2 separate regions of the Homo sapiens genome follow, and region 2 is linked to region 1. A link is a loop called in an ENCODE intact Hi-C map of the cell type or tissue named here. Cell type or tissue: endothelial cell of umbilical vein. All regions are shown on one strand. Each heading gives the region's core, and the rest is flanking DNA. Links, peaks and the distances in the headings are about the cores only. Region 1 overlaps THSD7A (thrombospondin type 1 domain containing 7A). Region 2 overlaps THSD7A (thrombospondin type 1 domain containing 7A).

Region 1 (8,741 bases), core at 310-8,309:
CCAGTATATCTTTTGAATGAATACAGAAAATGTATATCATTATTCAAATTAGTCTGAAGTAGACTGTGTGAGATCTCTGATTCAAAATAGTCTGAGAATTCAAAGATATATTTTTATGATTTAGAAAAATTTTAAAAATGTACATTTGTACATTTGAGAGCCTTAGAACAAAAATGATTTAGCTTTGAAAGATTAGATATTTAAAATGGATGAGAATATAAATTGCTTTTTAAGTAAAATACTGGGGATTCATTTTCAGATGAATATCTCTACCAGATTCTGCACTGGTCCACATAAAATAACCAAATAGTCTGTTTTGAAAACTTATATCATTCTAGTCAAACTATTCCCTGTACTAGACTTCCAGGAGTTGGGTGGGAACTGGGGGAAGAACATGTCTTCTACTAACTGCCATATTAAAGTGTAGCATAGTGGGTAAGTCAGCTTTGAACTGTTGCTAATTAACTGTGTGACCTTGGGAAAATTACTTAATCTTTTTGAGCATCAGTTTCTTATTTATTTTATTTTATTTTTTGACACAGAGTTGCTCTGTTGCCCAAGCTGGAATGCAGTGCTGTGACCTCCCTCACTGCAACCTCTGCCTCCCAGGTTCAAGCAATTCTTGTGCCTCAGCCTCCCAAGTGTGCCACCATGCCCGGCTAATTTTTGTATTTTTAGTAGAGTTGGGGTTTTGCCATTTGGCCAGGCTGGCCTTGAACTCCTAGCCTCAAGTAATCCACCCGCCTTGGCCTCACAAGTTGTTGGGATTACAGGTCTGAGCCAACACACCTGGCCTCAGTTTCTTAATTCTTAAATGTGGATTACAGTTGTGCCTACTTCATGAGATTTCTGTGAGGACTAAAATAATTTCTTTAGTAAATGCCATGTAAGTGCTTACTGTTATCAGTATAAGTGCAGAATATCCCATTTTAATAATAATTTAATTAGACAGGTAGTTATTGGTATCTAGCAGAAGGAAAATTTAGTTTCCATTTCTCACTGCGGCACAGAAGTCAGAATAATTTTCATTGATAGACCACTAGGTTTGATATGTGATTATCTTGATAGCCTCAATCATATTATGTTACTACATGACATTATATTAACAACCCTCATTAAATGTATTTTTAATTATGACCTATATTAAATAAATATGCATATGTGTGTGCCTGTGTATTTAGCTAGACATATATTATTGAAACCCTGTCATGTACCCTTCCAAGATTACATGGAGTAGTAATTAGAGGTACATACACACTGAAGACTATGGAGCCAGACTGCTTGGATGTGAATCTGAAATCTATACTTTCTCAGCTATGTAATTGAGGGCAACTTCATACTCGGTTGCCCTATATGGGGATAACTGGAATACCTACCTCATGGGTTTTATAAGAATTAAATAACTTAGTATCTGTTAAGTACTTGGAACAGTGTGACATTTCCTGGCATGTAGCAAACACCATCATCCATTTGTTATTAAATAAATTACATCTCCATTCACAAGTGGAAACCCTCTTCTAAACTTTTGTTTGTAATTCCTTGTTTTTCTTTATATATTTGACTTGTCAATGCTTTTCAGCCACAAACCACCAGGAACACACCCGTAGTTGAGCAAGTTGGGTTTGTTACTCAGTGGAGCTGGGGAGAATGCAACCATGGGCATCTCAGTAAGGATATCAGAAATGACATTATAAATAATGTGTTAGATTATTTTTAAGGAGTTTCAATAAATGGGCTTTGCATGGGTTGCATGCTATAAGGGAGCAAGAATAATTCTACGACTGGGTATCTAAATAAACCTTATCTGGAAGGCGAAAAAACTGGAAGGAGACTAAAGCTATAATTGGTAAAGAAGCAGAACTCATTTATATTAGCTGGTAGAAGGAAAGATTTGATATTTCAGGGCTCTCACAGTGACCTTGTTTTTGCTTAGACAAATTTTATAGTCTTATTTTTTGTCTCACTCCATCATAGTCACAGAATATGTGATGTGCTGCCCTATGAAGTTGTTCATGTTAAACAGGAACCATGTCATAGGTGTGAGTGCCAGGCCAGCCCCTAAAAGCATCAGGCCTAGCTGAAAGTGTCAGGCCAGGTCCCTGATATTCATGACTGCTTTCCTCTTTCTCAGACTTATGCATTTATCCCAAAACCTTATGATACTGCATTTTCAAAAAAATAAAATAAAGCTTTATATGAATGGTATCATTAAAAAATATATTCTTCGGCTTGCTTTTTCACTTTCTGATGACATGTATGTGGATTTTATATTGGTGATTATGCTCTAGCTTATTTCCACCTCTGTATAGTTTTGACATAACGTTATTCAATACCTCTTCTCTTTTAATTGGACATGAGTTGTTTCTAGATACTTGCTATTATAAACAATACTATTATACAATAACCATTCTTATAAATATCTCTCAGATAAATGTCTGATAGTTTTCCATGGGATATACCTAGAAGTATGCACATCTTTTCAATCATACTAGAATATTCCAAATTATTTTACATTTTGATCAAAACAACTTAAATTCCCACCAGCAGTGTCTGTTTTAGCTGCTTTATGTCTTCTCCAGCACTTAGTGTTATCAAACTTTAAAATGTTTTGACAAACTAGTGGATGTGCCATTTTAGTTTTTAGTTTCCTATTCAGTTGATAATGTGACCGTTAGTGGTTAATTTTAGCCTTTTGCAATCAATTCTTCCATCTTTTTTTATTCTCTTTCTTCTACTTTCTTCACTTCTCCTTTCTTGCCTTTCTTAAAATTTATTGCAACAGTTTTGTTATTACACTACTTCCCATGTTTCACAAGTCATACATCCTTATCCTATACATATATGGATTTATATATATATATATGGATTTATATATATGTATATGTATGGATTACCTTAAAATTTTAAGGTGGAGTTGCAAATGAATATAGTTTGTAATTAATGTATTTACCTTCCTAAGAATATTTTACTCTTATAACCCTCCACCAACTTACATAGTCTTCTATTTTAGGTCTTCTATCTTGCAATTATTTATAACTGTGTGTATTAGTTTTCTACTGCCTCCATAACAAATTTCCACTAACTTCACACCTTATCATACAGTTCTGTAAGTCAGAGGTCTGGCATGCATCTCTCCAAGCTAAAATCAAGGAGCTGACAGGGTTCCATTTCTTTCTGGAGGCTCTAGGGGAGGAGCTGTGTGCTTGCTCATTCAGAGTGTTGGCAGAATTCAGTTCCTTCGAGTTCAAAGACTGAGATCTTCATCTCCTTCCTGATTGTGAGCTGGAGACTGTTCCCAGCTTCTAGGAATCACCCACATCCCTTGGCTCCTGGCCTCTTTCCCCAAAGCCAGCAATGGCATATCAAGTACCTTTTATGCTTGGATATCTCTCCACTCCTTTTTCTTCCATCTCATCTTTCTAACGCACTCGAGAAGCTTCTCTCCTTTTAAGTAATAATGTAAGTAGATTGGGTCCACCTGGATATTCTAGGTTACTTTCCCCATCTCAAGTTTTAAACCTTTAATCACATCTGTGGAGTCCCTTTTGCTAAGTAAGATAACACATTCACAGGTTCCAAGGATTAAGGCATAGAACTTTTGAGTGACCATTCTGCCTTTCACACTTTTCCAATTATTATTTTACAATCAATGCTTAATTTTACTCCTATTTGATATTTTCTCTGACCACTATTCTCTCTGAAATTTTAGACCCTAGTTTTGTGATCACTTTCTTTTTTATGAGACATAAGTTCTTTAGAAATTTCTTTAATTATGGTCTAGTATAGTAATACTTTCATTTTCTGTCTGAAAATGGTTTCCTTTGCCCCTAATAATTAAAGATCCCTGGATATGCAATTCTAGGTTTCCCAGTAGCCCATTAAAACAGAAAGTTCTGTGACTTGGGATTAGTAGTTCACCAGGAGAGAGGCCAGATTTAGGACTGTGGTACTATAGTAGATCGGATTTATGTTGTAGATTTTGGGGATCCTCTGAGGATTTTTCTTATTATCCCAGTTGTATAATAAAAGGCTTTATTTTTAAAATAAGACACAGACTTTTACTTTCAAAAAGATAAAGGAGATGTACTTTTTCCTGTAGTTGCCACTAAATTAAAAAATATTCCCTGGAAGTTGTATAGAAAACAAACCATAAAAAGACTTTGAAAGTTGGAGAGAAGAAGGCAGATAAGCTAGATATGTCAAGGCCCAAAATGACAAGGTGATTAGTTCCCTTGGTTTTCTTTTTGCCTCCCACATCTCAAGGTTGGAGCTAAAGAAGCCAACAACACGGAAACATCAGTGGACACAGATTTGTAAAAACCCTAACAAATTCCTGCTCTTTCTAGCCAAAGGACAAATAAAAGACCAACTTAGCAAGACACAAAATTTTAGACAATAACCACTCTACCCAGCCAAAAACACACAAAAATAACATGGCCATACCCTCACCCATATCAGCAAAGTCGTGATGGGAACCTCAGTTTTCACCCTTGTGATACTGTAATGAGTCGCTCAACACTCCCACTAGGTGGTGTTAGAGAAGGCCAAGTAGGGAACTGACACTTCCATCACTGCTAGTTGCTATCTGGTAAAGCACTCCCCACCCCCACAATGTTAGTGAAGACAATTAGGCAACCAGTACACACAGCCACATAAAAGTAACTAGAAGTTCCTCTTTGTTATCAATGGAGGTTAAATAAGAAACCTGGACTTCTGCCTTCACCTTGCAGTAACAATGTGGCATACATACACCCTTTTGCCATTCTGGAGCAGGGTCATAAAAAGCCAGTTAGAAAGAAGAAAAGGATTTTAAAAGATCTAGAGTCTTGTGACATGAGGCAAAAATGTCTGGGTTTCAATCAAAGTCACTCCTTATGCCAAGAACCAGGGAGTTACCAGATTCAACGAAAAAAATAAATAAATAGCAGCCAACACTGAGATGATGAAGATGTTAGAATTATCCAACAAGATATAAGGAAGCCATGATGAAAATCTTTCAACAGTTATGAGCATGTTTGAAACAAATAGAAATCTTCAGCAAATTAATTGAAGATGTAAAAAAGAACCAAGTAGAAACTGCAGATCTGAAAAATGCAATAACAGATATAAAAACTCTGTATACGGGTCTAACAGCATAATGGAGGGGAGAGAGGAAAGAATCAAAGAACTAAAATACAGAATAATCAAAATTACCTAATCCGAACAACACAGAAAAAAATATGAGGGAAGAAAACTAAAAGTATTTCAGAGACCTGTGGGACTGTAACAAAAGATCTAACATTCATGTCATTGGAATTCCAGAAGAAGAGGAGAAAGAGGGCAGAGCTTAAAAGAAAAAAAATGTATTCAGAGAAATAATGGCTGAACACTTCTCATATGTTGTAAGAAGCATAAACCTACAGATTCAAGAAGCTGGATGAATTCCAAATAAGTTAAACCTGAAGAAATACATGCCAAGACATATTATAATAAAAATCTGAAAACGAAAGATAAAAGTATTTGAAAGCATCCAGAGAAAATTGATAACCTTACTACAAGAAAAAGAAATTTGAGTGACAGTGAACCAGAAACCATATAGGTCAGAATAAAGTACTACCATATTTTTCAAGTGCTAGAGGAAAAGAACTGTCAACTTGCAATTCAATACTCAGAGAAAATATCTTTCAAGAATGAAGGAAAAATAATGACATTCTTAATGAAGGAAAACTAAGAGAAGTTGTTACCAGTAGACTTACCCTAAAAGAATAGCTAAAGAAAGTTCACTAAATAAAAACGAAAGATTAAAGGAAGAAACCTTGGAATATCAGGAAAGGAGAAAGAGCGGGTAAACAAAGTATAGCTAAATACAATAGGCTTTTCTTCACTTGAGTTTTCTAAATTATATTTGACAGTTGAAACAAAAATTATAACACTGCTACCTGATATGATTCTAAAAATACGTAGACGATATATTTAAAACAATTTATTACAAATGAGGGAGGGTAAGATTTCTATACTTTAGTTGAACTAGCAAAATGAAAATATCAGTAGGCTGTGATAAGATATATATATATAGTATATCTTGTATATATATGTACATATATACACATATACACATACACACCCATATATATGACATATATATGTAATGTAATATCTACAGCAAACACTAAAAGAGCTATAGAAGGACATGCACTCAAAAACACTGTAGATAAATCAAAATGGTATTCTAAAATGTGTTAACTCACAGGAAGACAGGGAAAATGAAACAGAAATGAATAAATAAAAATAAATAGAAGACTTAGTCCATAACATATAAATAACTACATTAAATGTAAATAGTCTAAGTATACTAATTAAAACACAGATTGGTAGAGCAGATTTAAGAAGCAGGACCCAACTATTCACATTCTACAAGAAACTCACTTCAAATATAATGTTATATGCAGGTTTAAAGTAAAATAATGAGAAACTGTGTGTCATGAAAATGTTATTCAATGGAAGCAGGAGTGGCTATGATAACATCGAATAAATTAGGCATCAAAGCAAAGAAAATTACCAGAGACAGAGAAAGATATTATATAATTATATAATGACAAAAGAGTCAATCCACCAAGAAGGCAAAGGAATTCTATGTGTTTGTGCCAAACAACAGACTGCAAAATATATGAACAAAAACTGATAGAACTGAAAGGAGAAATAGACAAAACTGTAATTGACAAATAGATAATTGTAGTTGGAAATGACAATACCTTACTCCCAACACTTCATAGAATAATTAGGACGAAAATCAGCAAAAATACGGAAGAACTCAGTACCATCAACCAATAAAATCTAAAAGGGATTATTATAATTACTCCATCCAACAACAGCAGAATTCACCTTCTTTCAAGTGAAACATATACCAAAATAGACCATGTCATCATCCATAAAACATAGTTCAACAAATGTAAAATAATTTATAGAGTGTTCTCTGAGCACAATGGAATCAAATTAGAATTCAATCAAAAAAGATAGGAGTAAAATCTCCAAACACTTGGAAAACAACACACTTCTAAACAATCAATGTGTGAAAGAGGAATTCTCAAGGAAAATCAAAATACTGGATGAAAAGAAAATATATCAAAATCTGTGAGGCATAGCTAAAGCAGTGCTGAGATAGACATTTGTAACACCAAATGCTTACATTGGAAAAGAGGATAAGACACAAATCAATAATCAAAGCTCCCATCTAGAGAACCAAGAAAAATGGGAGTGAAATGAGTTGAAAGCAAGAAGGAAAGAAGTAAATAATAAACATAAGAACAGAAATCAATGAAATTGAAAATAAAAAATAGAGAAAAACCAATAAAACAAACAGCTGGTTCATTCAATAGATCATTAAACCTCTAGCAAGGGTGATAAAAGAAAAAAGAAAAAACACAAATCACCAACACCAGGAATGAAATAGGGAAATGTCACTACACACTTTACAGACATCAAAAGGATAGCCATGGAATACCTCAGACAACCTGATACACATAAATTTGACAACTTAGACTACATGGGAAGAATAAAAAAATCAAAATAAATTGCAACCTACCACAACTCATCTAATATGAAATAGAGCATTTCTACACAGAAAAAAAGAGGCAACAAAGGCACTGACAGTTCACCAAAAAGAAAAATACAGACCAAAATGCCTCATACATAGACAAAAATCCCTAACAGATATTAGCAAGTAGAATTCAGCAATATATAAAAATAATTAAAATATAAGACCAAATGCAGTTTATTCAAGGATGCAAGCCTACTCCAATATTAAAAAGTTAGTCAATGTAATTCACCAATTTAACAGACTAAAAACATAATCAATACAGCAAAAGCTATTTAACAAAATTTAGCATCCATTCATAATAAACTCTCAGAAAAAAATAGGAATAGAGAAGAACATCCTCATCTTAATAACACCTAGGAAAACCTATAGCTAACATTATACTTAATGGTAAAAGACTGAATGCTTGTTCCCTAACACTGGAACAAATGGTCTACTGGCAATCCTTGGTGTTCCTTGGCTTGTAGCTGCATCATTCCAAACTCTGTCTTCGTTAAGCATGGTACTTCTCTGTATGCCTTCACATGGCCTTCTCATAAGGACACCACCCATTGGATTTAGGGCTCACCTTAATCCGGTAAGACCTCATCAACTAATTACGTTTGCAAAGGCCTTATTTCTGAATAAGGATATATTCTGAGATTCTGGTAGACATTAAGTTTGCAGGAACACTATACAACCAAAGTACATTGATTGTAATAATATCAATATTCTGGCTGTAATATTGTACTATGTTTATACAATCTTGCCTATGGGAGAAACTGGATAAAGTATATGTAGAAGCTGTCAAATTACAATTTCATATCAATCTACAATTACCTCAAAACATTTAATTTAAAAATTATAGATATAATTTATAAGATATATAAACTATCTTTAGAGGTTATATAGTATGTGTATCTTCAGAATACTTCATTGGCCATCTTGATAGAAAAAGAAGTGTTGAGATTATTTTTATTTTTTTCCATTTGTAGAGCTTAAACATTCAAAACACAAGAATATTTCGGAACCATAAACATTCAAAACAAGAATATTTCAGAACCACAGAAATGCATCAGCCTCATTTTTTAAATTTGTTTTGGAAACTTCAGAAAGTTTAGACATTCTTTTGTGACCTTGTGAAGCATGGAATATACATTCATTTGAATCCTCTTTAAATTAAGAACAA
Region 2 (8,741 bases), core at 266-8,265, 130 kb after region 1:
TCGATTTACATGAAATTTTTAAAAAGTAAAACTATTCTACACAGTGAGTAGTCAGGATAGTTGTTGCTCTTGTAAGAAGGGGCAGTGGCTGCAAGGGAATACGGAGGAGAGTTCTGGACTATTGATTTCAGGGGTGTGTTCAGTGAAATTTACGTCTATGGAAAATGCACTTTTGCATATGAAGACTACAATACGAAGTTTAAAACAAATATCTTTGACAAATGTATAGGAGATACTACATAAAAAGATATGCCAGAAATCTATTTATCTTCCATTTTTTTTGGTTCTGTCTGTATCTTATAGTAGCACTTCCTAACTTAAGACCTACACAATCACACACACAAATGATTAAAAGTAAAGCTTGTGAAACCTGAGTAAGTGCTATGGATTGTATTAATGTCAATAACTTGAGGGTGGTAGAAGCTTATGTTTTTAACATGTGTCTCAGATAATTTATGATTAGGCAAGGCTAGGAAATACTGTATAGTAAATTAGTATTTTAACACTTTCAATACAGGACAGTTTGGGCACAATCTTATAGATTAAATTTGCCATTTTGGTTTAAAGGTGGTCTGACTTTCCTTTAATTAAAGAAATTAATGTTGGTAGGTTCTTTTTAAAATCCACCTACAATAAAAAGAATAAAATACTTAGGAATAAATATAACAAAATAAGTTCAAGACCTGTACACTGAAAACTACAAAACATCATTGAAAGAAATTAAAGATCTATATAAATGGAAATGAATTCCATGTGTCTGAATTAAGACGGCAGTGCTTCCAAGTTGATCAACAAATTTGACACAATTCCTATCAAAATCCTAGCTGCAATTTTTTGCAGAAATTGACAGTCTAATTCTAAAATGCATATAGAAGTTTGACTCAAAATAGCCAAACCTATCTTTAAAAGGAAAAACGAAATAGGAAGACTCACACTTCTGGATTTCAATACTTGCTTCAAAGTTACAGTAGTCAAGACTATGTGGTACTATCATGAAACTAGACATGGAGATAAATGGAATAGAATTTACAGTTCAAAAATAAATCGTTACACTGTGGTCAACTGATTTTCAACAAGGGTGCCACAACAATTAGGAAAGAACAGGTTTTTTCAACAACTGAAGACAGGATAACTCAATAACCACATGCAAAAGAATGAAGTTGGACCCCTACCTTTTATCATAAACAAAAATTCACTCAAAATGAAACATACACCTAAATATAAGAGCTAAAACTATTAAATTCTCTTGAGAAAACAACTATAAACCTAGATGACCTTGACTTTGGTAGTGGATTCCTAGATATAATACCAAAGCACTAACAACCAAGGAAAAAAGATAAACTGGACTTCATTGACATTTAAAACTTTTGTTCTTCAAACAACACCAAAATTTTAGAGACAATAACAAGTTTGACAAGAATTCATAGAAATTGGAACATGCGTGCATATCTGGTGGAGTATAAAGTGCTGCAGTCATTTTGGAAAACAGTTTGACACTTCCTGAAAAAGCTAAGTGAGTTACCACATAACTGAGCAATTTCACTGTAATGTATATATTCAAGGGAATTGAAAATGTATGCCCACACAGAAGCTTGTAAACAAATGTTCATAGCAGCATTATTCATGATAGACAAAAAGTGAAAACTCAAATGTCCATTAACTGATGAGTGGATAAACAATGTGAAATGTCCATACAATGAAATATTATTCAATCATAGAAAGGACTGAAGAACTGATACATGCTATAACATAAATGAACCTTGAAAACATTATACTAAGTGAAAGAAGCCAAGCCAGGCATGGTGGTTCACACCTGTAATCCCAATATTTTGGGAGGCCAAGGATCACTTGAGGCCAGAAGTTCCAGACCAACCTGAGCAACACCGTAACACCTCATCTCTATAAAATATATATATATATGAAAATTCGCCTGGCATGGTGGTGGGCACCCTTAGTCCCAGCTCAGCTACTTAAGAGGCTGAGGTAGGAGGATCTCTTGAGTGCAGGAGGTCAAGGCTGCAGTGAGCTATGATGACACCACTGCACTCCAGCCTGGGTGACAGAGTGAGACATCTCTAAAACAAAAAAGAAATAAGATCACATAATGTTTTACTTCATTTATATGAAATGTCTAGATTAGGCAAATTCATAGAGATAGAAAGTAGATTCATGGTTGTCAGGGGATGAGGAAGGGGAAAGTAGGAAGTGGCTGCCAGTAACCATAGGGTTTATTTTTGGAGTAAAACAAATGTTCTAAAATTAGATGGTGATGATGGTTGCACAACGCAGCAAACATACTGAAAACCAAAACATGGGGTTATTTTTATGGAATATGAATTATATCTCCATAAATTTTTAAAAATCTACCTAGAGTTGCCTAGTATCAATTGTTTACATTATAATCATTGTCAAAATCGAATCTCTGCTGTTGAGATAAAATGGCAAGGCAGAGTGTTTTCTTGTACCAAGAACACCTTCTCTCCACATTCAGACTATTATAGAGGACAACCGTGCGTTTCATTCTTGACTAGAGGAATTTTGCTGTTTTCACATGTTTGCCTTGAGAATAATAGTGTTTAATTGATATTGTGAAATGGCAAGTTTGTAGTTAAGAAGTATTGAAAGAAAATACTCCCATTTCCCAAAACAAATCTGTGCACTATTAATCGAATTGGTTGGATGATTTGATGGAATGAGTACTGGATTAGACCTCAGAAAACTTTTCCCTGTCTCTTACTGTGTAACCTTGGACTCAGTCAGTCATCGCTCTGCATTTGTTTTCTTACCTGCCTGTTAGAATGTCAATACTTGCACAATTCATACATAAGATTTTCAAGAGAATCAAATGGATATAAGATGTGAAGATGCTCTGAAAGTGACAGCATGTAAAACATGAGACATTACTTAACATCCTGCATTTTTCTTCAGACTTGATTTTCAAAGAAGGAGAAACGCAAGATGCTAAGTTAAATGGTTCCTTTTGGGTATTGAGTGAAAGGGACTGGGATTTCTTAAGAAAGAACGTTGCATGGACTCAGAACCCTGAACTTGTGTGACATTAACAGATAGGGTTTTATAGAAAACTGTTATAATTTTTTAATGTATCATTCTGTCAGCATGAGAATGATATGGCAGCAGACAGGTTATTGTCAATTAAACACGAGCTGTCAGTCAGAAATGTTGAAATATGGTGAGCATGAATCCTAAGCAGATCACATGGCAGCTGCTCAACTGTTATTTTAACAGAGTCACTGTATGTATGTGACATTTCCCTGCAGAATTTAATTCAAGTCCCTTACAACAGAGACACCTCTGCATTTGCATGCTGCTGTCAAGTCAGTCTTGGACCTTCTAAATGACCTAGAATAGTGGGTGGTAATGGGAGAGTGACAGGTGGAGGAGATGATTCTTGTCTCATTTTCCTCTACTCAGGTTACATTGAGGAGGCCTGCATCATCCCCTGCCCCTCAGACTGCAAGCTCAGTGAGTGGTCCAACTGGTCGCGCTGCAGCAAGTCCTGTGGGAGTGGTGTGAAGGTTCGTTCTAAATGGCTGCGTGAAAAACCATATAATGGAGGAAGGCCTTGCCCCAAACTGGACCATGTCAACCAGGTATTTTCTATCATTGACAGTGTTAAGATATTGTTGAGATTCACAATGATCTGATTTTTTCTCCAAAATGGAGAAGAGGAAATAATAGCTATTGAATAAAAAATTGACCCATTTTTACCATTAGAATGCCTGAATAAATACATACATGTTATTAAAATTTCAAATTAGACATATCTGTATTCTCTGGAGATTCCATACCTTGCAAGTATATATGAATATGTATGTAATTCAATGGGGAGAAAAATGACACCTATCTTTGAAATAATGTCAAGGTATTTAATCTGTCATAAGATTGTATCTAACATGTAGGCTGAGATTATCTCATTCTTATAGTTTCCCCAAACTGTCAGAAAAGACATCTCAATTACCAAATGCTTAAATTAAAATCAAAGAAATAATATGGGTTTTGGTCTAAAATTAGGAAAAATATATACTGTTTATTTAAATGTGTTTGATATAAAACAAACTGAGAAAAAGAAATACAAAGATGGCCTCAAAATCACTGTAAGTATGCTATCAATTTAGTCATTGACCATTTTCAATTTTATTTGGAACTCTGACTTTTGATGCATTCTTTCTTACCTGCTGTTAATAGTTGTCGTTCTGTTCTATTAGAGATAAAAAGAAAAAGCCTAATGGAGGAATTGTGACTGATTTAAATGGAATGTAACATAATCAGACAATTATTACCATGTTTGGCCTATAAGTGAATTAGCAAAGAATAATTTCATTTATTATGTGTGGGTGTTAAGTTGTGTATTTGAATTTAAATCACAATCAAATGAATCAAGTCCTTAAATATGTAGAATTGTTTCATACATACATAGACTCATTTTAATCTCTAAACACACTGCTTACCTGTATACATACTTTCCTTCCCAGATTAACATAACTTTGTTCATAATAAAAGTACATTGTAGAGAAAACAGAAAGAACCTTGGAATTAAGTAAATTAAGATGAAGATCGTGAAGAATTAAATTCTATAAAAAGTACTCTAAAGAGTCTTGATTGTTCCCCAAGTGAAGTTGCTGATTTTATCTTTATGTGCAATGGAGGGTAAATAACACACTCCCTTGCTGCCATCTACTGGTAGTTTAGCTTCCATGTCACAGAGCATTTTGCATTTCTAAGATGCTAAGGAAATTTCCAAAGAAAATTCAGTTCAGCAACTATAATTATATAACTGCAAAACAGAAAAACTGAACTAAAATGTTTATAATACAAAAGAATATTTCTCTACAAATTTTGAAACCTTGAATTTTCAGTAGCAAATTTAAATAAATTATATATGACTCCCAATCCTAATAAAGAGAAATTCTACACATACTCATACCTATTTCACTTTAGCGTGTATGTGTACACCCAGTCAGATATGCAATTAAAATCTGTGTTTTCCTCAGATTTTCCTTAAGTGAATTTCCAAAGGTTCAAAACCTCAGGCCAAGTTGTCTTTGCTATTCCTAGTGTTTGGCCTAAACCATTTGTCACTTTCCAACTCTAATATATTCTGATGCAGTTTGATAAGGGTATTGTGACTTGGTATCGGTTGACTGAAGGCTTACTGAGACATTAACAACTGAAAAATCAAAGCTAAAACAAATAATAAATTTTTGAACATTTGAGCCTAAATGTTCTGCATAAAAATAGAAACTTCTATGAATTTGTGTATTAAGAAATTTAGGGAAAATAAAAATGTAAAGTTTTGTGTTAATGTTGAAAATTGTAAATCACATAGGTGTTTACTACAATTATATGTTCCTCAGTAAAATAATCAGAAGCATTGGCTTGAAAACAGTCTCTGAGTTTCTATTTTTCTAGCTGAGGAAGGAAGTACTCAAATCCTCATTTTCTACAAAACAGATGAACTGATTAAGGTAAATCAACGGATAGATCAATCTATAAATATACTGATAGACAACAGTACATTGACAAGTTGGATCACAAGTTATTTGCATCATATATCAATTTCCCATGCTATGTATTGTGAGGTCAACTCCATTTTCTAAGATTTCTCCATCCTGCCCATCTAATTTTCTCATTGGCTCTGCTATTTACAATACCCATTTGTGTATCTTACTTTTTAACATTAATAAGTAGTTGTGTATTATCTCCTGAGACCTAAGAAAAATGTTCTAATATTTTACCAAAAAAGTAGGTTTTTACATGTAAGTAATAATACTTGAAACTTACCATGTGTTCTTCTCATAGCATACTGACATTTTCACCTACCTTATTTCTCTCCCTTTTCATCATTCCTGTTGAACACCACTCCAGGCACAGGTAAGAACTCTTAAACCTCATGCTTTTTGATAGAATCCTTCTTTTCTTAAATTTCCTGATTTCTGAGAATACATTTCTCTTCTTGCTTTGTCTTTTATGTTTTACAGGGAGAAAATGTCATATTTTCCATTAAAGAATTTTTTTCTATAACTGTTTTATTTTTCTTTTCTATCATAGTTACCTGTGTTCCTACATTTCATATCCCTCATTGTAATATCAAGGACTGAGGTGAACAAGAGTTGGGGAGAACAAGTTTCACTTCGCTAATCTCGACAGGCAGTGACACCCATTATTAATGGTCTTGTGCTTTTCAGAGGGAGAAGGAAAAAGTGCAAGTGGACTGAAAATGGGTGGGTTGGAGATTGTTCTGAACTGATGGGTATTCACTTCAGTACAGGAGTTTAAAATAAAAGCCATCAAAGGATTAAGAAGAAGAGCATTTCTCCTTCAGTTTTTCTTTTCACTGCAAGTTGTAGGGTAATGTTTTATCCTGTGCTATTTAGTTCTATTTTTAATACAGCAACTAAATGTGAATATAATCACTTATGGCAATAATTGCAGAATTTGACTCCAACAGTGCATTTTTTTTTTAATGTTTTTTTTTTTTATTATACTCTAAGTTTTAGGGTACATGTGCACATTGTGCAGGTTAGTTACATATGTATACATGTGCCATGCTGGTGCGCTGCACCCACTAACGTGTCATCTAGCATTTTTTTATTCCTCTTTGAGACAGGTCCACTTTATTCATTTTACTTAGGTTTTTAGTTCACTAAAATTGGCACAAAAGAATGGCTGCAAAGGGCTATTTAAATCTATCTTTTCTAGAATTCATTACATAAAAAGCTATAGTTTCTCTCTTCCCTTTCTCTCTCTCTTGCTCTCTGTCTCTGTCTCTCAGTGTGTGTGTGTGTGTGTGTGTGTGTGTGTGTGTAAAATAAGGGATAGAGTTGGACTATCACAGATTAGAAAAATACTTTCAAAGAATTTTATTTAATGCTTGAGTCAGCTTGGTTGCAATGGATTAAGTGCCATTTATTTCCTTTATTTAGTCATTCTTCTCATTGAAAAAAGAACATAATTGGTTCATTGTACTAAAAAAAAACCTGAAACCAAGCATACCACCCCAAATGTGGGACTGAAAGGCTTTATGGACCCTGGAGCAGAGACAATTTGCCTTGTTTCATGTGGCCCTCACTGCTTGGGCTTGTACACCAATATCAGACTTTGCTTCCAAGCCTTAAATGATTGAGGATTAGTTTTAAGATGGCTTTATTTCATATTGTTTATCTTTTTAATTTAGTTTCCCATATGATACACACCAAAAATCTAAATTCTCATCATTATTTATAGTTATCTGGAAAATAGGCCAAATTATATTTATTTGGAAAACAGCTATGTTTTATACTTATTTGATTCATCAATCCTCATCCTTCATTCAATCATTCTGCAAATCCCTATTGAGTACCTAACATGTGAGCACCCTGGGCTAGTATTGAAGTCACACAAAACTGTAAATGACACAGATGGTCCAGAAAGTTACAATACGGTGTGTTAAGGGTCAGCATAGGAAAATATGTAACCTATCTAATGTGATCCAGTGGATCAGATTTACACCTGCAATGTAATAGCAGAGCAACAGAGTACAATATGGTTAGCCCTATCCTCTACTGCTAGAACTCTTGAGTTCTCTCTATTGCAATGTTAGAATAATAAGCAGTAAAGGAGGGGAGTGAAAGTAGCTTCACAGTGAAATGATTGCTGTTATGGTGTGGAAGTCTTCCTCCTCACTCTTACCAGATTCCCTGAGATTGCTGAGAACCATGTGTGTTTCAGGTGTATGAGGTTGTCCCATGCCACAGTGACTGCAACCAGTACCTATGGGTCACAGAGCCCTGGAGCATCTGCAAGGTGACCTTTGTGAATATGCGGGAGAACTGTGGAGAGGGCGTGCAAACCCGAAAAGTGAGGTAAGACAAAGCCTAATTATACAGAAAAGCAAGACACAAAACTATCTCCCAATTGCACATGTGCCAACATGACTGTTCACTCCTCCCCAGTCTTCTGGATAAAATTGTCTGCAGTTTTGCTTTTAGGGAATCTGTGCTCATAGAAAACTCTAAGAGAATCTGCTTCAAGCAGCAGTTTATTATATTCTGGCCTTCTGATTTAGGAAGCATCACTTCAAATACTCTTAAAGAGAAGGAACAGCATATTCAATCTGAACTAATGCAGATTTTCAACCCCAATAACTTTTTTGCTTCAAGGCCAAATATATTTCCAAGTTCCTTTCTAAAATAATCTGTTTTAAACTCTTGCTCTTTTGTATCAAACTGGCTAACTGAATACTATCCTGTTGTCCAGGGAGCTTTCTCTGAAGCCCCCAGCTGGTTCCTGCGTGTCACTTGTTCTTCTGTAGCTACACTGTCCCATAGGATAGCCACTAGCCACACTAACTCAATTTAAATTAAAAAAAATTAAGTTTAAATTAAATTAAAAATGCATCTCCCCAGTCACACTAGCCATGCTTCAGTGCTCCATAGCCACATGTGGCTGGCAGCTATCTGTTGGAGAGCGCAGACATACAGTATTTTTTGTAATGGCAGAAAGTTCCATTGGACAGGGTTGTTCTATTACACTCCATATACCCCTCACTGTGTTGAAAAGACCCCTCTTCATGTCTATCCCCTTAATAAAACTTTATAAAATTTCTTAAAACAGAGACCCCACATATTCATAGGAATTCCCTACTGCCTAACACTAGATTGATACTCGTTAAATTTTCCATACAGTATCTATCACATGATCCTTAAGGGCTCTAGAACTCTATGAAACAAATGCACGAGGTT

What was found. Hi-C counts contacts between places; a loop is a spot of excess contacts. Peaks named below come from ENCODE experiments on the same cell type or tissue, not always from the same donor. Only the 100,000 strongest peaks of a DNase experiment are listed, where the experiment ranks them.
Region 2: it touches region 1 in a loop (11-fold over the local background); 10 of 110 quality-filtered maps call a loop at or near these places.

Annotation. Positions count from the first base shown.
Region 1 is chr7:11,553,643-11,562,383 of GRCh38, reverse strand. All of the region lies in intron 4 of THSD7A (thrombospondin type 1 domain containing 7A), which reads left to right. Among named protein-coding and RNA genes, the nearest start is that of THSD7A, 270 kb to the left of the region's middle. RefSeq lists a silencer at 4,506-4,605. In endothelial cell of umbilical vein, for the core only: a CTCF peak has its summit at 4,499 (motif pointing right); no DNase peak of the experiment used is centred there.
Region 2 is chr7:11,423,817-11,432,557 of GRCh38, reverse strand. THSD7A (thrombospondin type 1 domain containing 7A) reads left to right here. Exons shown (of 28, transcript NM_015204.3): 14 at 3,433-3,611; 15 at 5,887-5,892; 16 at 7,729-7,862. Among named protein-coding and RNA genes, the nearest start is that of THSD7A, 400 kb to the left of the region's middle. In endothelial cell of umbilical vein, for the core only: a CTCF peak has its summit at 4,696 (motif pointing left); a DNase peak (open chromatin) is centred at 4,607; H3K27ac peaks cover 415 bases.